Linked DNA regions of Homo sapiens: region 1 is linked to region 2. A link is an interaction called in ENCODE POLR2A ChIA-PET data of the cell type or tissue named here. Cell type or tissue: PC-3. All regions are shown on one strand. Each heading gives the region's core, and the rest is flanking DNA. Links, peaks and the distances in the headings are about the cores only. Region 1 has its middle 8.7 kb from the start of NOTO. Region 2 overlaps RAB11FIP5 (RAB11 family interacting protein 5).

Region 1 (12,226 bases), core at 5,640-8,139, 100 kb after region 2:
ACTCTCCTCTTCAGGAGCTTGTATTCACAGGTTCTAAAGATGGGATGGAGAGGAAAAAAAGGAGCTTATAGATATTGACTTTCCCTGGATTATGGGGACTCTGAGTTCAGCCCATAATCCCCCTTCCCACACTAATGCCTATGTTTGAAGCCAGGACTCCAAGGGGCAGCTCTCCCTGCAAGTGTGAACAGCAAACAAATCCATCTGGACACAAACTTCCTAACAGGAACCTCAGTTTGGTGCTGAACAAACAGCCAGCCAGAGCCCCCATCCCACTCTTAGACCCCCAGTGGTGGCAAGGTCCAGCCTCTGTTCTTGGCCGGAATAATGAGGTTTCCCAGGACTTCCAGTGCCCTCCGCCACCTATTTTCTCCCAACCTGCCCTCCTCCTGGACTCAACCTCTCTAGCCTTAGTAGTGAGTGGCAAAGGCTCAGTGACAACTTTAGAAACCCACTTGTGGAAGAGCTCTAAAAAGCTCACCAGGGGAGGAGGGAAGGTCTGAGCTGAGCTTATGGCAAGATTGTCCTCTTCCCCTGCCCAACACTATCTACCTGCAAGACACAGACACACACACACCACCACCACCACCACCACCACAACCACCACCGCCTGTTTTTCCTGAGCACAGAAACTTATTTCTAGGTGGTTCTTGCATCCTCTCCCCTCTCTGACTCCATCTATTTATGGCACTTGGAGAGGTCACACACACAACACAACCCAACTCTCTTTGTGTCTGTCCATTTCAACAATGCCCCTCAGATCAGGTTCAAATGGTGAAAATGCTGAAAAAGGAGCTAAGGTGTAAGATAGGTGGTGATTTTTAAAGAAGAACTCATACCTTTGTTTGCCTCTCCTATGGGTATTGGAAGTTTGGTCAGTTATGAGTAGTTAAAATTAATTGGCCCCCACTGGGTGCAGTGCTGTAATCCCAGCACTTTGGTAGGCTGAGGAGAGCAGATCATTTGAGGTCCCAGGTTCAAGACCAGCCTGGCCAACATGGCGAAACTCTGCCCCTACTAAAAATACAAAAATTAGCTGGGCTTGGTGGCGGCACCTGTAATCCCAGCTACTCAGGAGGCTGAGGCAGGAGAATCGCTTGAACCTGCGACGTGGAGGTTACAGCAAGCCAGGATGGTGCCATTGTACTCCAGCCTGGGCGACAAAGCAAGATTCTGTTTCAAAAAGAAAGAAAGACAGAAAGAAAAAAAAAGGGCCCTTAAAAGGATTCTGTCTCTCTCTCTCACTCACTCACTCTCCTTCTATAACTCCATCTCCTGCTTACCCACAAAAGAAAAAAAATCCTCCCTCCTCTCTAAGGGCTATGAGCACAGAAGAAAAATCAATTCAATTCCATTTCAACCATTAAATAAACACTCTCATCGTATGATTTGAGTCAACAGAACTATTAGGTTGGTGCAAAAGTAACTGTGGTTAGACCGGACGTGGTGGCTCCTTTCTGTAATCCCAGGACTTTGGGAGGCCAAAGCAGGCGGATCACCTGAGGTCAGGAGTTCGAGACCACCCTGGCAAACATGGTGAAACCCTGTCTCTACTAGAAATACAAAAAAGCCAGGTGTGGTGGCACGCGTCTATAATCCCAGCTACTCAAGAGGCTGAGGCAGGAAAATTGCTTGAACTCAAGAGGCAGAGGTTGCAGTGAGCTGAGACTGGGCCACTGCACTCAAGCCTGAGTGACAGAGACTCAGTCTCAAAAAAAAAAAGTAATTGTGGTTTTTACCATTAGTTTCAATAGCAAAAACTGCAATCACTTGTGCACCAACCTAATGGGTTTGAATTCTGGCAGGTCACTAGTTGTAAAAGAAATCACATTACTGCCCAAGATCCAGTTTCCTCATCTGTAAAATGGGGATAACAGTATGATTGTGGGAATCAAAAAGAATGCACAGGTGTGCCCCTTGCAATGTGCTTATGCTATAACAGGGGTTCACTGGAGGACCATCCCTCTTTCTTTTCCCTTTTTTCAGAAACTAGAATGATAGGGGAGAGAGAGAATTCAACTCAACCAATATGTGCTAAGCACCGTGGAAGGTGTGACTAGCGGATAAAAAGATGAATACGGCACTGAAGTGGGTCTTGGGTTGTCACAGGGGTGTGCAGAGTGAGCTGGAAGTTCACAGTCCTGAACTGAGTTTTCTCTTGGGCAAGTCACTCCACACTTAGTGGGTCTTCAATGTCTTCCCTTTTCAGTACAAGAAAGGGCTGTCAGGGCAGGCACACAGTGGCTCATATCAAAAATCCCAACACTTTGGGAGGCTAGGTAAGAAGATTGCTTGAGGCCAGGAATTCGTGACCAGCCTGAGCAACATAGCAAAAGCCCATCTCTGCAAAAAAACAAAAAAAAAAAACATAAAAAATGAGCCAGGGCTGGGGCGGTGGCTCACACCTGTAATCCCAGCACTTTGGGAGGCTGAGGTGAGTGGATTACCTGAGGTTAGTAGTTTGAGGCCAGCTTGGCCAACATGGTGAAATCCCGTCTCTACTAAAAAAGCAAAAATTAGCCAGGTCTGATGGTGGGTGCCTGTAGTCCCAGCTACTTGGGAGGCCAAGGCAGGAGAGTTGTTTGAACCTGGGAGGCAGAGGTTGCAGTGAGCCAAGGTCGTGCCACTGCACTCCAGCCTGGGTGATGGAGTGAGACTCCATCTCAAAAAAAAAAACAAAAAACAAAAAAAAAGGCCGGGCATGGTGGCTCACGCCTGTAATCCCAGCACTTTGGGAGGCCAAGGCAGGCGGATCATGAGGTCTGAAGTTCGAGACCATGCTGGCCAACATGGTGAAACCCTGTCTCTACTAAAAATACAAAAAAAGAGCCAGGTGTGGTGGCACGCACCTGTAGTCCCAGCTACTCGGGAGGCTGAGGCAGGAGTATCGCTTGAACCCGGGAGGCAGAGGTTGCAGTGAGCCCAGATTGCACCACTGCACTCCAGCCTGGTAACAGAGCGAGACTCTGAGAAAGAAAGAGAGAAAGAGAGAAGGAGAGCAGGAGGGAGGGAAGGAAGGAAGGAAGGAAGGAAGGAAGGAAGGAAGGAAGGAAGGAAAAAAAAGAACGAAAGAAAGAAGGAAGGAAGGAAGGAAAGAAAGAAAGGGCTTTGACTAGTTTGCTGCTAAAGTCCCAACCAGCTGTATAAAGTGCTCCAAGTGAATAGAAAACATACTTATCTCACTGCACAAGGGTTATTTGCCCTGGCTGTCAACCTTCCTCTCTGACTAATCCTTCTTCTTCTGTCCTTGCTGTCCCTAAACATAGCAGTCCCCAAGGGATCCATACAAGCCCCTTTCTCTTTTACTACAGCATTTTCTCTCCGTGTGATCTCACCCACTCTCATCCCTTGATAGACTTCCCTCTCTTCAGATGCCTCTGCAGAGGAAAGTGTCCTCCACAGAGCCCTCCTGGACCTATGAAGTTATTACTTTATCTATTTATTTATTTATTTATTTATTTATTTATTTTTGAGACGGAGTCTCACCTGTGGCCCAGGCTGGAGTGCAATGGCACGATCTCGGCTCACTGCAACCTCCGCCTCCTGGGTTCAAGCAATTCTCCTGCCTCAGCCTCCTGAGTGGCTGGGATTACAGGCATGCACCACCATGCCTGGCTAATTTTGTATTTTTAGTAGAGACAGGGTTTCACTATGTTGGCCAGGCTGGTCTTGAACTCCAGACCTCAGGTGATCTGCCTGCCTCGGCCTCCCAAAGTGTGGGGATTACAGGCATAAATCACTGCACCTGGCCTATGAAGTTATTACTAATCTCTCCATCCTTTGTACTCCCATAGAATCCATCCCTTTGGTTTGGCAGTTGCATTAGCTAGTTGTGGATGAGTCTCTCTGTCCCCTCCCTCCACCCTCACCGTAAGACTCTGAGCTCCCATTGGGCAGGAATTGTATATTTCATTGCACTTTGTACCCCTCATAAAACCCAACACAGAATAGGCCTCAAACAAGTAAATGTTTGTCGACTTCAGTCTAATTGAAGGGCATAGAATTTCAGAGAAAATCTTAAAGGCAGCATACATAAGAAAAAGTTAGGAAACACTAGGTAACTGCAAAGTGCAATGTGTTAGCTGTGCATTCCAGGGAGGGAGGAACAAACAACCAACCTTGTTTGCTCTTGGCCTGTCAGGTGCAGGGGAAGCAGGAGGGGCAGGGGAGGGGAGAGCAGGTGTGGGCTGGAGCTGAGACAGCCCAGGCAGGGGGTAGGGGGAGGTGGTATGGGGCCTCCCCAAGGCAGCTCTGGGGCCCTCTGACCCTGCAAGCTGGGCTTGACTTAGGGCACGTTGCATGGCAGCCCTCCATCCAGGTCCAACAAACTCCATCATCACCATTTAGCACCTTTCTTCTGCATGAAAAAGCTTCCCTTTGGAAAGACAAGGAAGAAGAAAAGAGAGAGAAAGAGAAAGGAAGGAATAGAGGGAAGGACAAAGAGAGGGGAGGGAAAAGAGAGAGAGAGAAAGAAAGAAAGAGAGATGAAGACCCTGCAAAAGGAGAGTGAAAAAGGAGAAAAGGGACAAGGATTCACAGGGTGTTGGGAAAGGGCAGCAAAGGGGCTTCCTAACACATCTTCCCCAGTGACTCTGAGATCTCAACCAGTGCTCAAAACGTTCTTCTTCCCTCAATCCAGAGAAGGAAACTCATTCTCTACTTAAGTGAGATAACCCAAGTGCAAAGCTTAAGTGATCTGTAAATATTACCCATTATTATTATTACCATTTTTCCCTCCTTCTCCTCCTTGCTACCCAGCTCACTTGCATATTAATGGGTTTAGACAAAAAAAAGGAAGGAAAATCCTTTAGTGGGGAAAGAGGGTTGGGAAGTGGGGAAGAATTTGGCTGGAGGACAGCTCGAGAGCTCCTGGACAAATTTATTTGTTCTTTTTAAATATTTTTATTTTAGTTTGGCCAACTGAGTCCCTGGCATGGACTAGGCCCTGAGGATACAGCAGGTCACAAGGGCCATGTGAATTTTTACAGTGTCTTAGAAATCAATAAGGTAATATCAATTACAATTTAAAAATATAAACTCTTACAGGTTTCTGTCCATTAATACTATTCAGGGATCTTTTTGTATAGAAATAAAAGAGCCAGTACACAATATATATTTAAAATAATGTTTCTTACCAGTTCTGTTTGTAGGGCAGAAGCAGAAAACAACCTGAATGCCTTTCAACAGAAGAAAGGTTGAATAAATTGTGGCACACCCATACTGTGGAACATTAAGCAGACACTAAAAAGAATGAGTTAGGTCTAAACTGGGTAGCTTGGAGGAATTTCCACAATTAAGTGAGAAAAAGAAAACTGATTGTTCAAGGTTGAGCGCCAAAATTAATTTCATCAGAAAATCCTGGATTGCTTCTAGGCACTGGAGATCTAGGGAATGCTTAAGTTGCCTCCAGGCTTTTGCTACTATAAAAGGTGCTACAATGTACATCCTTATACAGGAATCTTTGAAAAGGAATCTTTTGACATTTTAGTAGCTATTGCAAATTATTCTCCTGGCTGGGCTCAGCGGCTCACTCCTGTGATCCCAGCACTTTGGGAGGCTGAGGCAGGCGAATCGCTTGAGCCCAGGAGTTCAAGACTACGCTGGGTAACATAGTGAGGCCCCATCTCTATTAAAAAAAAAAAAAATCCCAGCACTTTGGGAGGCCAAGGCAGGCGAATCACTTGAGCTCAGGAGTTTGAGAACAGCCTGGGCAACATGGCAAGACCCCATCTCTACTAAAACTATAAAAAAATAGCTGGGCACAGTGGCACGTGCCTGTGGTCCCAGCTACTCAGGAGGCAGAGGTAGGAGGATGGCTTCAGCCCAGAGGGTGGAGGTTGCAGTGAGCTGAGATCACCCACTGCACTCCAGCCTGGGTGTCAGGGCAAGACCCTGTCTCCAACAACAACAACAACAACAACAAAAAGAAAGAAAGAAAGAAAGAAAGAAAGAAAGAAAGAAAGAAAGAAAGAAAGAAAGAAGGAAAGAAAGAAAGGAAAAGAAAAGAAAAGAAAAAGGTTTTAAATTTTAAAAATTTCTCCAAAAATTTGAACTAATTTACATGCTTCCCTGTAATATATGAGAGGGCCTATTTCCCTTCATTTTCACCAACACTGGATATTATTAATCTTTTTAATCTTGGGACTCAAATAGTCAAAAATATCATTTATTATATTTATATAAATTTAAGCATCTTAATGTGCTTATAATCTTTTAAACACATTGAGCATCTTTTAATGTGGTTATATCTATTTGTATGTCTTCTGTGACTTATGTTGCTCATTTTTCTTTGGGGCTATCTGCCTTTATTGACTTGTAAGAACTTTTTTTTTTTTTGAGATAGAGTCTCACTCTTGTTCCCCGGGCTGGAGTGCAGTGGCGCAATCTCAGCTCACTGCAACCTCCGCCTCCTGGGTTCAAGCAATTCTCCTGTATCAGCCTTCCAAGTAACTGGGATTACAGGCACCCACCACAATGCCTGCCTAATTTTTATATTTTTAGTAGAGATGGAGTTTCGCCATGTTGGTCTTGCTGATCTTGAACTGACCTCAGGTGATCTGCCCACCTCGGCCTCTCAAAGTGCTGGTACTACAGGCATGAGCCACTGTGCCCAGCTTTTAAGAATTTTTTTATGCTAGGGAAATTTGTCTATCAACTGGCTCTTCTTTTGTGACATTTTCTCAAATTGTATTTTGTCTTTTAAAAAACACAGTGGGAAGGGGGCAAGGGGGCAAGGGGCAGGGGGCAGCTGGGCTAGGTGGCTCAAGACTATAATCCCAGCCCTTTGGGCTGAGGCAAGAGGATTGCCTGAGGCCAGGAGTTTGAGATCAGCCTGGGCAACATGGCAATGTCCCATCACTACAAAAAAACTTTTTTTTTTAATATTTATTTATTTATTTAGAAATGGAGTCTCACTCTATCACCCAGGCTGGAGTGCAGTGGTGCAATCTTGGCTCATTGCAACCTCCATCTCCTGAGTTCAAGCGATTCTCCTGCCTCAGCCTCCTGAGTAGCTGAGATTTTAGGCACCCACCACCACACCTAGCTAATTTTTGTATTTTTTGTAGAGACGGGGTTTCACCATGTTGGCCAGGCTAGTCTGGAACTCCTGACTTCAAGTGATCTGCCTACCTCGGCCTCCCAAAGTGCTGGGATTATAGACGTGAGCCACTGGGCCTGGCCAAAAATTTTTTTTTAAATACAGAGGGGTAGGAAAAAAATATGAAACATTTCAAGCCTATAGACAAGTATAGAGAATAATAAAAAGAATATCCATATACCCACCACTACTCAGTTTCATCAAACATTTTTACTATGGTTGTTTTGTGTTAAGAAATAAAACAATACAGAAAGTTGACAGCCCAAGTGACCCTCCCTAATCCTACTCCCTTCTCCCTACCCGGAGCTCATCTTTATTTTGATTGTCATGTTTATCATGCCTAAGAATGCCTTTAGACTTTTACCAAGGTATTTATGTTTTATGTTATACATGGTTAAACTTTTTTTTTTTTTTTTTTGAGACAGAGTCTCACTCTGTTGCCCAGGCTGGAGTGGAGTGGCCCGATCTCAGCTCACTGCAACCTCCACCTCCTGGGTTCAAGCAATTCTTCTGCCTCAGCCTCCCAAATAGCTGGGACTACAGATGCATGCCACCATGCCCGGCTAATTTTTGTATTTTTAGTAGAGACGGGGTTTCACCATATTGGCCAGACTGGTCTTGAACTCCTGACCTCGTGATCTGCCCACCTTGGCCTCCCAAAGTGCTGGGATAACCGCGCCTGGCCGGTTAAACCTTATTATAAATTTGTTGTGTCAACTTAGCTAAGCTGGAACTACATTTCCCGGAATTTCCTTCCCTGAATGGTTTTGGGCATGATGCTTAGGACACAGAAGTGAAGCAGCAGCCGTGTTTAGCAGTGCAGAGCAGGTGCTATGGCAGCTCACACGCATTATGGCAGATCTACTGGCTCGTTTTGCAGATGGAGGCCACAGCTGGGCGTGTAGGTCCTTCAGCTCCCACCAGACCCTCTTCTGTTTTCCCAGCTCCTGAGCCGAGTATGTGCTTAGTTTCAGAATGAAGGACACCAGACTTCCTTGCAAGTCACCTGCATTAACAAAATGAGAGGCTTGGAGGTGGTGTGAGACTGAGGCAGGTTTTAGCTCATTCTTGCCCTTCTTCCTGGGTTCCAGTTTGTCCTAATTTTCCCACTTCACATCCATCTTTCCTTCCCCAATGCCTGCCTGTGGACTTTAGTCCCAGACCCAGACAAAGAAGTAACATCCTCACAGAGAGCTATTACCAGTTCCCACAGTTGTGTAAGGTCAAATTCCCATAATAAAATCCTTTATTCTTTGGGGTTGAGTATGATGAAAAAAAAAAATCCTTTATTCTGTTAGGCACAGTGGTGTGCACCTGTAATCTCAGCTACTCAGGAGGCTGAGGCAAGAGAATCATTGAGTCCAGGAGTTCAAGATGTGCCTGGGCAACAGAGCAAGATCCCCATCTCAAAAAAAAAAATCCTTTATTCTTTGTCACTCCTAGGGGTCCTGCTTCTCCGATTGGATCATGACTAATAGAGAATCTGCTACTGGACATGGTTCCAAGAATAACAGAACCTTAGTGGGTGATGGGTTCAGTCTGGGTCATCTAGAATTGATTCTGTGACCTAAATAGATTTAAAGGCATAAATAACCCTTACCAGAGGTTGTCAGGGGTAAAGAGATCACTGGTTCTTCATGGTATGCCATAGGAAAAAAAGTTATTTATTTATTTAATTTTAATTTTAATTTTAATTTATTTATTTTTGAGACAGAGTCTGACACTCTTGTTGCCTAGGCTGGAGTGCAATGGCAAGATCTCGGCTCAGTGCAACCTTTGCCTCCTGGGTTCAAGCGATTCTCCTGCCTTAGCCTCTCAAGTAGCTGAGAATACCGGCACCCAGCCCCACGACCGGCTAATTTTTGTATTTTTAGTAGAGATGGGGTTTCACCATGTTGGCCAGGCTGGTCTCGAACTGACCTCAGGTGATCTGCCCGCCTCGGCCTCCCAAAGTGCTGGGATTACAGGTGTGAGCCACTGCACTCAGCCAAAAAAGTTATTTAAATGATCACTTGCAGACACTGTAATCAGGTGTCTATAGAAGTCAAATCTTTGATTGACCAAATGTTTGCTTGAATATAACAATTATGATGACATTGGTGAGTTGTTTCTAAGTGCCCTGAAGAATTTAGGGAAAGAATATGAGGAGTCGGGATTTTGAATTCCCATCTCAAGGTCCATGGAAAGGACCTGAAAGTTTTGTGGCTGTCCTATGATGTAAATTATGTTCCCAACCTCTCAGGTCTCTTCTGCTAAAAATTGTGTCATTGATTGGGAAGAAGAGAGACTGTAAAAATTGCGATGAAGATATATATGGCCAGGTTCCAACAAATCTGAGCCCCTAAATTCTGCTGAATCTCTTTTCACAGTAGAAGTAACTTTCCACTCTTATCTGAAAAAGTGAATCTCAGCTAGGCGCAGTGGCTCATGCCTGTAATCCCAGCATTTTGGGAGGCTGAGGCAGGAGGATTGCTTAAGCCCATGAGCTCAAGACCTGCCTGTGCAACTCTGTCTCTACAAAAAATTTAAAAAATTAGCCAATGGTTTCTTTGGTTTCAAAAAGAACTAAAAATAACAAAACCAAAAAAAAAAAAAACAGGAAAGAAAAAGAAAAATTAGCTGGGCATGAGGCAGGAGGATCCATTTAGCCCAGGAGTTCAAGGTTACAATGAGATATGATCACATCACTTCACTCCAGCCTGGGTGACAGAGCAAGACCCTGTCTCAAAAAAAAGAAGTGAATCTCCCCTTGCCTGAAGGTCTTGTAATGGCCTTCCTTGAAGTGGTGGCCCTCTGGATTTACCTCCACTGCCTCTCATTGCTGGTAGACTCAAGTTCAAACAGGCTACAGAGAATGAAGTACAAAGCCTTTCCCATGAGACAGTGGTATGATACACACCAAAACAATTTCATGATGTTGCCAATTTACATATACAGAAACCTGGGGAAATGTATGGACATGGATCCCAAAGGTGTGAGATGAGGACAGAAGAAATATAAAGTCATATTAGGCTGAATCTATTTATAAGGGCCAACTAAGCAGAGATTCCTGATTCAATGTCCTAGCTTGAGTGAGTCTAACAGTTTGTTCAGTTGGTTGATATCAACTTCTAGATGAAGTTGGCACACTGTAGAAGAGGTATCAAATGGCTAAGGAAGGCTAGAATGCTAGGGTAGACTTGCCATGGAAGACCTATTTACCTGCCCCTGTAATATGTGCCCAGGTTAGTTCTAGAAGACACTTCCTTCATCAAGCCTATGAGAAATGCATTCAAGAGGAAAGCCCTGATATCCTTGAAGAACTCGATGGTGGCTATTCTCTGTAGGCCCGAAATGACGGAGGGAACTTATGCTATCAAGCTGGGCTCCCAAAATTCAATGGGGATGATGTGACAAGTAGGTGTGGTTACCATAATGGCTCATGAAAAATGTGAACATGGCGAGAGGGATGGAGGTTGGACAGGGGCTTAGTAACATGGATTTCCATTCCCTAAAACCAATCTGACTACAGCCATTGCTGAGTGCCCAACCTGCCAACAGCAGAGACCAACACTGAGCCCCCAATATGAAAACCAACTAGCCACCTAGTGCCAGGGTAATCACATAGGGGCATTACTTTGTTCTTACTGGAATATCCATTTACTGTGACATAGATTTGCTTTCTCTGCCCACAATGCTTCTGCCAAAATCAACATCTCTGAACTTATAGAATGCTTTGGCATTCCATATAGCATTGCTTCTGACAAAAGAATTATTTCACAGCAAGTAAAGAACAGCAATGGGCTCAGGCTCATGGTATTCACTGGTCTTACCATTACCCTGAAGCAGCTGGCTTGAAAGAACAGTAGGATGACCTTTTGAAGACTTAATTATGGCACTAGCTGGATAGTAACATGTTGCAGGGCATGGGTAATGTCCTTCAGATGCAAGATGTGCTCTAAACCGGCAACCAACATATGGTGCTGGGAGAAATCCCAAACCAGGATTTGTGGGTCAGAGGGTAGAAATGAGAACAGATCTCCTCAATATAACACATAGTGTTTCTCTAGCAAAATTTTTGCTTCCTATCTCGGTAACTTTGTGCTCTGCTGATCTAGAGATACTAGAGTTCCCAAGAGTGAACTATTTCCACATGAGACACAGCAGTGGTTTCACTGAACTGGCAGTTAAGACTGTCGCTGGCTACTTGGGCTTCTCTCACCAGTGAATCAATAGGCACTGAAGAGTATTATCAGACTCTCTGGGTGACTGATCCTGACTGTCAGGGGGATAATGGGAACAACATGGTATTTCCATATCCTGTGATTAAAATCAATAGCAAAACTACAACTAAATAAAGGAAGGACTGATAATGGTCCAGACCAGGAACAAGTGGGCACTGAATTTTCACAAAGTATAAAGATCTGTGTAACCAGCATCCAGATGAAGAAATAGAACACTGGCCGGGCACGGTGGCTCACATCTGTAATCCCAGCACTTTGGGAGGCTGAGGCGGGTGGATCACCCAAGGTCAGGAGTTTGAGACCAGCCAGCCTGACCAACATGGTGAAACCCTGTCTCTATTAAAAATACAAAATTTGCTCGGCATGGTGGCACATGCCTGTAATCCCAGCTACTTGGGAGGCTGAGGCAGGAGAATCGTTTGAACTGGGAGGCAGAGGTTGCAATGAGCCAAGATCATGCTACTGCACTCCAGTCTGGGCAACAATAGTGAAATTCAATCTCAAAAAAAAAGAAAATAAATAGAACACTGCTACCACCACAGAAGTTCCCGTCATGCCCTTTGCCACTCATTAACCACCCCCAAGCATTCTCCTGACTTCTAGTAGCATAGATAAGTTTGCCTTGTTTTTTTATTTTTTTATTTTTTTGAGACAAGAGTCTCACTCTGTCACCCAGGCTGGAGTGCAGTGGCGCAACTTTATTCTACTGTTGGTAGACATTCTGGTAGTTTCTGATTTGGGGCTATTGCAAATAATGCTGCTGTGAACATTCTGAAACATGTCTCTTGTTAAACACATATGTATATTTGTGTTGGGTATACACTATACCTAGGATAGGAACTGCTGGATCAGAGGGTTAAGCTTAAGTAAATACTGCTTATCCATTTTTCGAAAGTGTTTCTAC
Region 2 (12,226 bases), core at 6,282-8,781:
ACAAGGTGTCTTGTTTCTTTGAGGGGCAGCCTAACTGGCTAAGGAATATAAGCCACCTGTGGAGAACGTCAACCAAAAGGTGCCCTGATGGTCCAGCCTTTGTCTGCCAAGGCTGGCAGTGTGACAGCAGCAGCAACTCTGGATGTCACCAGGGGCTTCTCAGGGACTCTGGGGACGGGGACAGGGCAGGTGCTCTTAGGACACTGGAGAACAGGTTCTGGCCTTCATCTGTCCAGGACAGGGTCCTTTCTGGGGGAAACGCCCCCTGCACTGGTGCTTATCCACAGAGTGAGGCCGACTCCAGAGATGCGGGCAGGGGCGTGCTCTCAAACTAGAGCTTCTCACTTCCCTAGGACCCAGACAGAAGGCCAGAAAAAATGGCTGCCTTGCCACTGAGCCACCGTCAGAGGCAGACCTCGGTGGCCTCACCCTCTGCCTTCTAAGCAGTCTCCCTCCTCATGGCTGGTCTCCCAGGCCTGGCTCTAAGCTTCCAGGACCCCTGTTCCTTGGCTCCTGCCTGTCCAGGTGGAAATATCCTGGGGAAACCCCTACACATCCGACTTTTCAAGCCAACCAGCTTCTTGCACAGGAAATGTAGACAGTGAGTCCTGAAGGGGCAGAAGCCGGGCTTTGGCCAGCCAGCCCATAAGGAGTGTGGCTTGGGGTAGGAAGGGCACCTGTGGAAAGAGCATGAGCTGTCTGGAGCTTGCCCGGATTCTCCCAGGAACCCAGGGCCCAAAGAGGGCAGACCCACACAGAGGTGGACTGAGGCAGGTCAGCTCGGCAGCTACCACCAGGGGCGGACCACAGGAAGGAGTCCAACTAAACAGAGGCACAGGTAGCTCCAAAGATGGTTCTGGGAGAAGGGAGGTCAGCCTCACAGGTCCCAAACCCAGGGATTTCTCGTAAGAATCAGTTTCCCGAGAGTCTCCTGACCCTATTTTTCCCCTTACAATAACTCCCCATCCAAAGGTAAATTCTCAGTCTCATCCCCTCCACCTAAAGATGGAGGGAGAGGGAGGTAAAAATTCCCACCTGTTCCCACCCCACCTGGGCTTCCACTACTACCCTGCTTCTATGGACATGGTGAAGATACCAAAAGAGGAAGAATCGTGGGCCCAGAGCCTCAACCCCAGCAGATGCCCTTTCTCCCTTCATTCCAGACAAGCCCCAGGCCAAGGCACACATGCCTGCTGTGGGGACCAAGGGGAGTGAGAAGCAACATACACCACCACCAGGTCAAGAGCCTGACCTCAGCCCACTTGCCATTAGTGCATCCATACCACACCCAGCCCAACCCTGTCTACAGGACCCGGGCCCCCAGGAACAGGGCTAGAGCACTCTGAGCTGCTTCTCTCCCCAGCCCCCTTTATGACAATAGGCCACAGTGGTCTGAAGGAAGAGAGTCCCATCAACATTAAAAGCACTACGCTTAACTCTGCCCCCTCAGCCCTAACCTGGCCTGCACTCACCCTTGCAGTCTTTCAGCAACCTGGCTGGCAGTCAGAACTGCAGGGACAAGAGCGGCAGGGGAGTAGACTGGGAGCCTCAGGTTAGGCTCGGCAACCTCCCTCTCCCGGCCAGCTCCCCAGAGGTACACACAAACCTGTTTGTATAGAATCAGCAAAGGGCTCTCCCTGGAGGAAGGGACTCCAAGCACCAGGCCTGGCAGGCTTTACAGAGCCAGCAGTACTTCTGAGGGCATCTGTCCATCCTCCTATCTGGTAACACATCCCTCCTTCATGCCTTCCTCTTCCTTGCTCCACACCAAGTGCACATTCTGAAGGTTCTCACTTCAAAACATCTCCCTCCCACTCCACCTGGCCCAGGTCAGGAACATATTCCCACGTATGCTTGTCTTTGCAGGTCATGCTCTGAGAACAAATAAACACCTCTGCATCCTAGAACCTACTGTGCCGGCCTGGCACACTCTCCCCACCCCCAAGCGGTGGGGGCAGCAATATATGCTGATTTGTCTTCTCTTTTAGGATCAAATGCTGGGAAGGAAGTCAGAAGTCCAGATGTCTCTGCCCCTTCAACCTGAGGGAATAAAACTTTACTGCCTGCAGGAAGCTCTGAACAATTGGTTGAACCTGCCACTCAACACAGGAACCACCTGTTCACCCTGACAGCCCCTCTTCTTAAACACTACACCACAGGGCTACCTCTGTAGCTGAAGGCCAGGTGTCACTAGCAGACAACTCTTCCTTGGGCTGAAAAGAGCTCTGTGTCCTTGTTATTTCCACACACTGGTCCCAGAGATGGCAAGTGAATCTGCACAAGCTCTCTACCAGGCAATCCCCCAAAGGCCGAAGCCAGCCTTGGAGGCACGTTCATCTCTAGCAACACTGCCCTTCAGCCTTCCATCCTGAGGCACGACCTCCTGACCCTCCTGAGATGGGCCCAACGTGCAGGAAACATGTCCAAGAGACGGGTACATCCTCTCCCATCACCTGGGCACAATGAGGTGACAGGGGCCTTGTAAGCTGTAAGTAGGGAGAACGTATCATTTATCTTCCAAACCAGAACACTGTTAATACAGTAACCATGACAAGAGCATGGTTGTGAGGAGCACATGAGGAGAGCAGGACGTGAGGCTGCACTAACTCCAAGCCACTGGGAGCACATTATAGTTACTCATTTACACCACCAAGAATGCAGCCAAGCTCCTTCCGCTGCCACAGCACATTCCAGGCCCACAGGGAGGGACCTTGTTGCCTACCACACCTGGTGCAGGGAGGCACTGCAGAGACTGCCAGAGGCCACCATCATGATACACTCATCTCTATGTTGTACCACACTTATTCCCAACTTTAAAAGTTTTTGTAATCAACATTTGATCCCCTTCTGTGCATAGAGTCCTATGGTTAGTGTGGGGGGCGGGGAACAAGGGAACACAAGGATGACCCGGGATAGACACAAAGACAATCCACTTTGGCCCTGGCGGGTTTAAAATGCGTGGTCTTGCCTGTCCTCAAACACACGTGAAGTAGCCTGTGCTGCAGCTCAGTGTGAATGGCTCATAACAGGGCAGGGGAATGAGGCTAAGTCCTGTGGCCAAGACAAGCTTGGTCTCAACTACCTACTCCCTGCTCCAGCACACACTGGTAGGGGCCCAGTGTGACTGCCATGGCCCCCAGCAGACAAAGGCCACATCAGAGGAACAGCAGGACCCTCTTCTCAGCCCTGTATAGCCTCATTTGTTCCTTCCCCACGGCAGCAGCCTTTCTCTGGATACCATACTCAACACGTTCAGCCCCGGGCCTCTCTGTGGGGCATCAGTGCCACATGGGAGCACTAGAGGGCGCCGCTGTTCTTCCTAGTGAGGAACATCCCACAATCTGCAATGGTAGCCCCAAGGCAGAGGCCCCCATTCTCTGGACCTGGGGACAGGCTCCCCAGGCCCCAGCTGGAGATCCTGCAGCTACATTCAGTCACTCCAGTTCTGGGTCTAACCCACAGCTTCCTGCCATGAGGCAGCCCACCTCTCCTTCTCTCCTCAGAGGCCCTAAGCAAGCCCTCTGGGGAAGCGCCAACAGTCCTTTCTTCCAGGCCAGCCTTCCCCTCCCTGCAAGGCACACAAGGCCAGGATGCTGCTGATTGAGCTCAAAGGCCAGGTGTCACATCTGTCCAGGCCAGGCCATCTTACCCAAAGCACAGCCCCTCCCACCCCATCTGCATGCACGGCCACAGAGCCTGGCCCTGCAGCCGCCACCTGCAAATAGGCCCCATCTTGGGAGGGATGCTGAGTGCCCTCCATCCTGCTAAAGACAAGGCTCAGAATTCAAGTGACAGCAGGACAGAAACCTCAGCTTCCTTATGGCCATCAGTGACCCAAATCCTCCAGATTCCAAGAGGCCATTAGGAGATATGGGGAAGCAGGAGAAAGAGGATGGAGACTGTAAGTGCCCCAGGCCAGTGACAACCCCACAGACTCACAGCCTGTGGGAGTCCAAGCCCAAAGCCTGGGCAGGACTCACCTACAAATGGCCCCAGCATTCACCTTGCCCCAGAAAAGGCCCAGAGACACCGTACGCACAACCACACTGAGCCTGTGCTCTGTGCCCCTTTCAATCCAGGCCCTCAGCTCCTCCCAGCAAATGCCCTGTCCAGATCTCCTGCTACCTCCCTCTACCCTACCACCTCCAAATACCTCTGGCTGGCTGTCACAGGGACACCAGGCTCAGCCTGGCATCTGGGAAAGGCCTGTCCCCTTCTTCCCAATCTTCCCCTAGGCCGCAGATGGCCAGCAGCTCACCTGAGCTCTGGTGAGTAGGGGCGGGGCAGTAGGGACAGGAGCTGCCATACCAAGCAAGGGAGGCAAGGGGTGGCATGCCCCTGAAACTGATCCACCCCCCCATACCCCTATCTATGAGGGTCTAACAGGGATTGTCAGCTGACCATGGCCCAAACCTAGAAAGGCCTGCATGTCTCTCTCCACTCCTCTCAACAGACTCAGAGTGCCACAGGGAAACAAAAAGCCAGGACTACAAGATTCCTCTCCCCTCTGGGCAACAGGTTTAGGGTCCTTCCTCTGCCCTATCTTTTGCCCCCTTGTTACTGTGCTTGTCCTCTAAACCTGTCCAAGCAGCCATGGAGCGGGAAGGGCAGGCTTGTTGAGAGAAACAGTGCTCTCACCACACTGGCCAGGGCTGCCACAGATGCTGCCTATGAGGGCTGGCCCCAGGCCCTTGGGAAGGTGCGACACACACTTCTGTGACCTGTACCTGGAGCCCCTCTCTGGACCCTGCTATACAATTCTGCAGCCTCTCCTGGCTCAGAATTAGGAGGAAGCAAATGGTAGGCATCAGGGTCTCTGCCCAGGGCCTGAAATGGGGGACTCAGTATATTCAAAACAAAACAGCTGCCACCAGCACTTCCCACGGTGCCATACCTCAAGACCAAGAGACATCAGAGAGGGCCAGAGCTCCCAGGGTCTCCAAGGACAGAGATGGGTTACAGATTTCATGGGAGCTGCCCACAGCCTCTTGCCTGGGGAAGCAACTGGCAGGTGAATGGACGGGGGAAGGAGTGGTGGCTTCAGTTATTTGACTCCCGTCTCCCAGAGGGAAGTGATCACAGAGACAGCTGGGGAGAAGTCCTCTAGCTCCAGAGAGGGGAAGGGAAGTCTGAGAGTGCGGTCTCCAGTCCTCATCTCTCTACCAAGGCTTCCTTACCTTGAGGCCAGAGGGCAAGAGGTGGAGGTCAGGAAGCAAAGAATTCACACAAATGGACTTTCCTGCTTCCCTCCAGCTCAGGGGGTGGGCATGCCAACTCATGCAGCAAGGCCTAGGGCTGAGAAGTCGGACCCCTCAATCCATAGGACTCTCAGAGCACTATGCCCTCGTAACTCACCTGTGTCCGTGAGCACAGAACGAACCTTGGCTTAGGGAGACACCCCACTAAACCATGCAAAGCCAGAGCCCCAGCAGCCTGCCTGAGGTCCATATCTACTCCTTCCTCCCTGCCCCAGGGTCCAGGCAGCACACACCCCAGCATCCTCCCCAAGGAGCAAAGTTGGTCTTGCCAACGACTTACCTGGGTTTCTGAGTCGGGTCCTTGGCTTCTCTCAAGCCAAACCAGCTACTCTTGGCCTTTTCCTCCCCACTGGATGAGTGATGTGGGGAGGCCCCCAGGATGGGACCCCCCTTTTCCCCCAGAGAGCTTCGGCGACCCAACTCGCTCCGACTTAGGCCTTGGTGGTGGTGGTGGAAGAGACCCATCCGGGGCTTGCGTTCCTCCTTCCGGGCTCCCTCCTTCTCTGCCACAGCCTCAGAGGAGGCCACTATGGGTGTGGCAACCTGGACTGGCTTGCCCTCTGGTAGCCGGGCCCCCTCCTCCTCTCCAGGGTGGCTGGCCCCAGGGGCCAGGACTTTAGCCTGAGCACTCAGCTCCTCCTGTCCAAGCACTGCCTCTGAGCTGCTGTTGCTACGACTGCCTCTGGGCCAGGTGTCATCTGTGGAACGAGGCCCCTCCTCGGAGAACCGGGAAGAGACAGCTTGCAAGGAGCCAGAGGATGGAAGCGAGCCCGAGATGGAGCTGCGGTGCCGCACAGGGCCCTGGGGCTCCTCATTGTAAATGTGGCTCCCATTGACACAGAGCGAAGAGCGGGAGGCAGCATCCAGGTGGCCCTGAAGGTCCAGAAGGGCCCGAGGAGGAGCCACTCGCATCTGGTTGGCCTCATCGCTGTAGGTCCTCTTATGGGTGAACAGCTTGGGGGACTGTGCAGAGTCCCTGCCTGCAGGGGAAACACACAGAGTTAGCTCGCAGGAAGAGAGGCCCCATTTCCTGGCCCCAGGCCTTCATCACCACCCAAGGGGAGAGCCAGTGCCCCCCTCCCCAGGGCGGCGGCCCTGTGCTTGCTCACCCCCTTCAGTGGACAGCCAGCTGCTACGGCTTGGTGAGCGGGTGAGGAGTTCGGCGCCAGGTCCCTGGTAGGCCAAGCTCCCGCTGGCTGAGGACAGGGTGCTGTCCGAGCCCAGCGAGGTGTTGGACTGGGTCAGGGACGACTTGCGCAGCTTGTTGCGGAGGAAGAAGCCTTTGGCTTTGCCCATCTTGCCCAGGCTGCCCAGGTCAGGATCCTCTATGGCGCTGCTTGGGAGGATGGCAGAGGCAGATTCCAGATCATACTTCTTCTTGCCCTTCATCTTGTCCCTGATCTTGCTGAAGGGAGACCTTGGCTTGTCCTTCATGGACAGGTCAAACATACTGGCGCTCAGGTTGTTGCGCGTGAACTGGATGGTGACTTCAATCTCGCCGCGTTCCTTCTCCTTCTTGCCTGGCTTGGAGTGCAGCTTGTACCACCTGTGAGAAGAGGGGAGCAGGCAGAACTCAGTCACGGGCCCAGGGAGCCTGGCTCCCGCCCGGTACCAGGCACTGCCCAGACCCCTCCTTGCTCTGAGAGCCACTGATAGCCTCTCCCCAAAGGCTCCTGCTCTGACCCATCGGCCTGGGCTTCCAGGCTTCAGATGCAGCTGAGAAACTATCCAAAACATTTCCATGATGGAGAAAACCACATCCTGAGTGGGGAAGCTCCTCGGGTGCCACCAGGTAGGGCGGCGGTTACCACACCATGCCTCCTCCCACCCCAGGACCTTCTCCTGGTGCTCAGAGACCTCTCCTCTGCCCCATCTCCCCTACATCTGAAACTCTGAGGCCCAGAGGGGTGAGGCTGGGCCTGGGAGAGCCCTCCCATCTCCAGGCCCCAGCACAGACAGACCTACCCACATTTCTCCCTGTTGACATCATCTCCTCTGGCCAGTCCCAGCCAAAGCTCTGCTCCCAGCCACCGTGAGCCCAGGAAAGAACAGCTCACCCAGAGGCCCAGGGCCAGGAACACAGGAATGCTAGTGCATACACTCATGTATGTATACACACACACACACACACACACACACACACACACCTCACTCACACACTGACTCACCCCAAGCCCTGTCAGGAATACCTCTACAAGATGCAGGAACAGACAAGAATGGCAGAAAGAGACCCAGGAAAGACGAAGAGCGCTCATATCTGTTGAGCATCTATGGTGCATTACGACCAGCATGAGGGTTCTTACCTCACTCCCGCACATACCTCCCAAAAAGCATATGAGGTAAGAGGTACTACCCCATTGTACAGATCAGGAGGGTGAGGCTCAGTGGTAAAGGAACCCATCCGTGGAGACTCAGAGCCAGGTGTCCAGCCCTCCAAAGCTTAAGTTCTTCCCGGTGCACACCCACTGTGCCCAGAGAGACACAGAGACAGCCCCCAACACACATGGCCACCACACAGGGTGGCTGGGGCCCGCCCTACTGGGGAGAGATGTTCTTATGCAGGGGTTGGCAGTTTCTTAGAGAACTAAGCAAACTCCGATCACACAAGGAGCAATCACACTTCTTGGTACTTTGCCTACTGAGGTAAAGACTTATGTCCAAAGAAACACCCTGCACACAAATGTTTATAGCAGCTCTGTTCATGATTGCCAAAACTTGGAAGCTGCCAAGGTGTCCTCCAGTAGGTGAAAAGATAAGCAAACTGTGGTACATCCAGACAATGGAATACTACTTAATGATAAAAATAAATAGGCTATCAAGCCATGAACAGACACGGATGGATCTTACATACATAAGTGAAAGAAGACAATCTGAAAAGGCTTCATGCTTGCACGACAAAACTATTTGACATTCTGCAAAAGGCAAAACTATGGAGACAGTGAAAAGATCAGTGGTTGCTGGGGGATTGAAGAGAGGACAGAGCGATGAATAGGCAGAGCACAGGGACTTCTCAGGAGAGAAAAACTATCCTGCATGCTACCGTAATGGTGGACATGCATTGTTATACACCCACAGAATGCACAAAACAGCAAGTGAACCCTAACATAATGTATAGACTCTAGTTAACAATGACGTGTTGATATTGGCTCTCAAATACAACAAACATGCCACACTAATGCAAGATGTTAACAGAAGAAATGGCGGTGGGGGCGTGGGTGGAGTAGATGGGAACTCTCTATACTTTTCACTCGTTTTTCTGTAAACTTAAAACTGCTCTGAAAAATAGACTTTATTAACTAAAAAAAAGAGAGCAGGGAACACAAAAAGGAAGAAACTATGAAGGAAATCATACAAGAATGTTTTTCTGAACTGAAGAACATGAATGCTAGAACAGTCCTACAAGTATGCAGCGCAATGAACTAAGACAGACACATGCCAACAGATATGACTATGAGGCTTAGAACACCAGGCATGAAAGGATTCGAACAGCACTGGAGTCTTCCTTAGCAACACTGGGCACCACATGAAGGAATGTCTTCACATTTCTGAGGGAAAAGCCTTCCACTAGCCTGGAATTCCAGACCCAGCCAATCGAGCATGAAGGTGGAATAAAGCCCGGTGGTAGTGGTCAGGCTGGTCACTAAAGGGCTCAAAGTCCCTTGGTGACTGCACAGCACACACACACATACACACACACACACACGCACACAGAGCTACCCAAGCCGCAGTCAGTGATGCAGGATCCACCTCCCGCCTGAGCTCTGCCCCCAACAATGCCAGCTCCCTGAGCTTCTGGTGGACACAGAGTGGGGTGTGGGGAGCCTTTGTATGAAAAGTCCCTATACATCCAAAGATCCAGAATTAAGTCACAGCAAAAGCTTGGTGGTAGTGGTGGTAGTATTTTGATTATTTTTTAATGTTGAAGTTTTTTTAAAAAGGCTTCCTGGGGCACCTCTGACTCTTCTACATCCCTATAGAAGAGCCCATCATGACGAAATCCTGGTGGGCTATGGCCCGTCCCCTCCGTGGAGACCTACTCCGCAGCCTGAGCGGCCTGAGCCTAGACTTTGGTTTTCCCTCCCAAACCTGAGAGACAATCCCCTGAGAAGGCCGGGTAGGAACAGATGGTGCCACAGGCAGGGCGGACAGAGAAAATGCCCGAGCGGGTGCCTCTCTCATAAGGCACGGGCAGAAGTGAGGGGAGGAGAGGCTAATTGAGACAGACAGACTGGAGGATGTATGTGAGGGTGTCTGTGGGGCAGGAGAGGAAGTTTGACAGAAAGACCAGCCAGCAGCATCAACAGCCTCACACCTCTACGTTCTCAGCCCAGTGACCACCGTGGGCCTGACCCTTTACCTATTTAGAGGCCAAGCCCTAGTCACTTTCCCTAAATCTGGGCTAGGCCCTATCTAGCACAGGAAAGTCCTGGGAGGTAGGGCAAAAGAGAAGGGTATGGACTCCAGCCCCAAACCGCCCAAGCCCTGAGTAACTAGGATCAGCAAGCACAGCCAGCCTTTGCTGGGGCAGACAGGTCAGGGGCCCTCAGCCCCAGCTACTCACACTGCACACACCACAGCGGTAATGCAATTACCTGAGGGGACCGGGGCCCTGTGGTGAGATTGCAGGGAACTAGCACTTCCTACATTGTCTATTTTTGTCCTATTTGAATGTTTTATAAGGAGCATATATTACTGTGGTAATAGGAAAAAGAGACAAGGGAAAGCTCTTGCTCCTATCTCATCTCAGCTTCCTGAGCCACAAAATGGGCCGTGCTCCTCTGCCTCCCAGCCCTCAGAGGAAGGCGGGAGGCCGAGTTTCAGGTCCTTTGCCACAAGGACCTTTTGGGCCTCTCTCCCCTATAAGGTCACTTCCCCTTCTCCTGTTCTGCCCAGCCCTCCCCCACAGGGAATTTGGGTTTCTCCCTGGACTTGTTTTTCAAGGAAGCACGGAAGGAAAAAGAAAAAGCTTCCCTGAATATTTTTTAGGCTCTCCCATCCAGAGCACAGTGAAATGGAGAATGGCCAGGACCTACCTCTGGACCCCAGCTGCCATCACTCGTCCACCTCCCTTCCAGCCCCACCTCCCTCTGCAACCCAGTCAAGGGCAGGACTGAATGGGATACTGCCTGGCACCTTGGCCACCCTGGGCACCCCAGGGACTCAACCAGAGCAGACCTTCTCCCAGAAGTATGGCCTACATGAGCTGAGATGGCCACATCCTCCCCCTCCCTAGAGGTGCTACTTCCCTGTGCCTGGACCAGACAGCCCCACAGACCTGTCGGGCACCATGGAGGTCCACTGGAGAATGGAAAACTATGAACACTGTCGAGGGGGGCTGAGGAATCCGCAATGAAAACAAATGGAGGCTTTCTTTTCACAGAGCCCCACACGCAGCAGAGCAAATGGGCTCTGAGCACCTCATCCCTAGAGACTGAAGCCCCCACGGGGAATATGACAGCAGGGTCCTATGACCTAGTTCAAGTCCCACTCCTCTGGGAAGCTCCCTCAGCTGCCACCATCCTGCTGGCCTGGCCCAGTCCCTCCTCTTTCTGACCAGGCATACACACTCTGAACCAAACTCACTCTACAGCCAGATCTGGCAGCACCGTGCCCCAGGACCCCCTGGTGTTGTCATGTCCTGGGCACCCAAGGTCTCCCTTGCTGGACTGTGTTTCTTGTGGATATTGACTGAGTATCCCCTGGGGCACACAGCTCCAAAGTAAAGAAATCATGCATGCACAGTCTGGAGCTGTTACAACCCTGCAGGGCCCTCTCTCAGCTCTCATCTGGATGCGCCTGACAGCAGGGCATGGTGGTGAGTGCTGGGTCCCCCACTGACCAGGTCACCTCCCTCAGCCTCCGCTTCCTTGGCCCTCAGGTGGGGACAACCATCCTCTTGGCTGTTGGGAGGCTAAGGCACGCCAAGCCTGGTTGGCAAAACCAGCTTATCCTCTCACTCTCTCCCACGACCGTGAGCTCTTAGGACTCCTGCTCTTGAATCCCTGACGCCGATCGCTCTGCCTAGCCTTCAAGGGAACGTGCCAGATCCTTTAATAAATATTCAACCTCGGACGCGCATGGTGGCTCATGCCTGCAATCCCAGCACTTTGGGAGGCCAAGGCGGGCAGATCACTTGAGGCCAGGAGTTTGAGACCTGCCTGGCCAACATGGCGAAACCCCGTGTCTACTAAAAATACAATAATTAGCTGGGTGTGGTGGCACACGTTTGTAATCTGAGCTGCTCGGGAAGCTGAGGCATGAGAATCACTTGAACCTGGGAAGCGGAAGTTGCAGTGAGCCAAGATTATATCACTGCACTCCAGCCTGGGCAACAGAGTGAGACTTTGTCTCAAAAAAAAAAAAAAAAAAAAAAAAATCCAACCTCAACTTCCCAAGTCTGGCTGTGCAAGAGATAGGCCCTGGTCTCCAGTTTTGGAGATTCTGCTACTGTTCCTTCCTCCCTACCTGATCAAGGTTTTTTCTCCCTCTCTGTGCCCTTCACCAGGCCTAGCTGACTGGGGCACTGGGCTTAGGAACTCCAAAGCCCAAGCTGAGGCCTGACCTGTCACTTTCATCCAGGGCAGAGACATGGCCAAAATCAATCAGGGTGTGACCAAGGCCCCAACATTCATCTAGACAATGGCTCACAAGACAGCTCTCATTTTCACAGCTCCACAGCTGTAGCACCCAAACCTGCTATGCATCGGTGCAGGATTTATATACAGATATAAATCCACCCAAGACGCCACCCAGACTTACTGAACTAGAAGGTCCCGGCCTGGTTATCTATATTTCTCAGTGGGTTTGGGGGTGGGGCCCCACAGGTGAGTGAATTCACCCAGACCCCATGTGGGAACCACAAGGATGGTCCCTAACGCTTTACATCACTTTAAGGTCAGCGGCCACCTGGGCTCTCCACCTGGGCTTGTCCTTAAGGACACTCAATCGGTACCCAGGAGAAACCTGTG

The links. Peaks named below come from ENCODE experiments on the same cell type or tissue, not always from the same donor. Only the 100,000 strongest peaks of a DNase experiment are listed, where the experiment ranks them.
Region 1: POLR2A ChIA-PET joins it to region 2 with 8 read pairs; 3 of 35 experiments call an interaction of 5 or more read pairs at or near these places.

Annotation. Positions count from the first base shown.
Region 1 is chr2:73,187,806-73,200,031 of GRCh38, forward strand. No RefSeq gene overlaps it. Among named protein-coding and RNA genes, the nearest start is that of NOTO, 8.7 kb to the right of the region's middle. RefSeq lists a silencer at 6,995-7,164. In PC-3, for the core only: no CTCF peak of the experiment used is centred there; no DNase peak of the experiment used is centred there; H3K27me3 peaks cover 357 bases.
Region 2 is chr2:73,082,512-73,094,737 of GRCh38, forward strand. RAB11FIP5 (RAB11 family interacting protein 5) reads right to left here. Exons shown (of 6, transcript NM_001371272.1): 2 at 6,368-6,804; 3 at 5,539-6,238. Among named protein-coding and RNA genes, the nearest start is that of SFXN5, 17 kb to the left of the region's middle. RefSeq lists enhancers at 1,870-2,164, 3,383-3,432. In PC-3, for the core only: no CTCF peak of the experiment used is centred there; a DNase peak (open chromatin) is centred at 7,320; H3K27ac peaks cover 626 bases.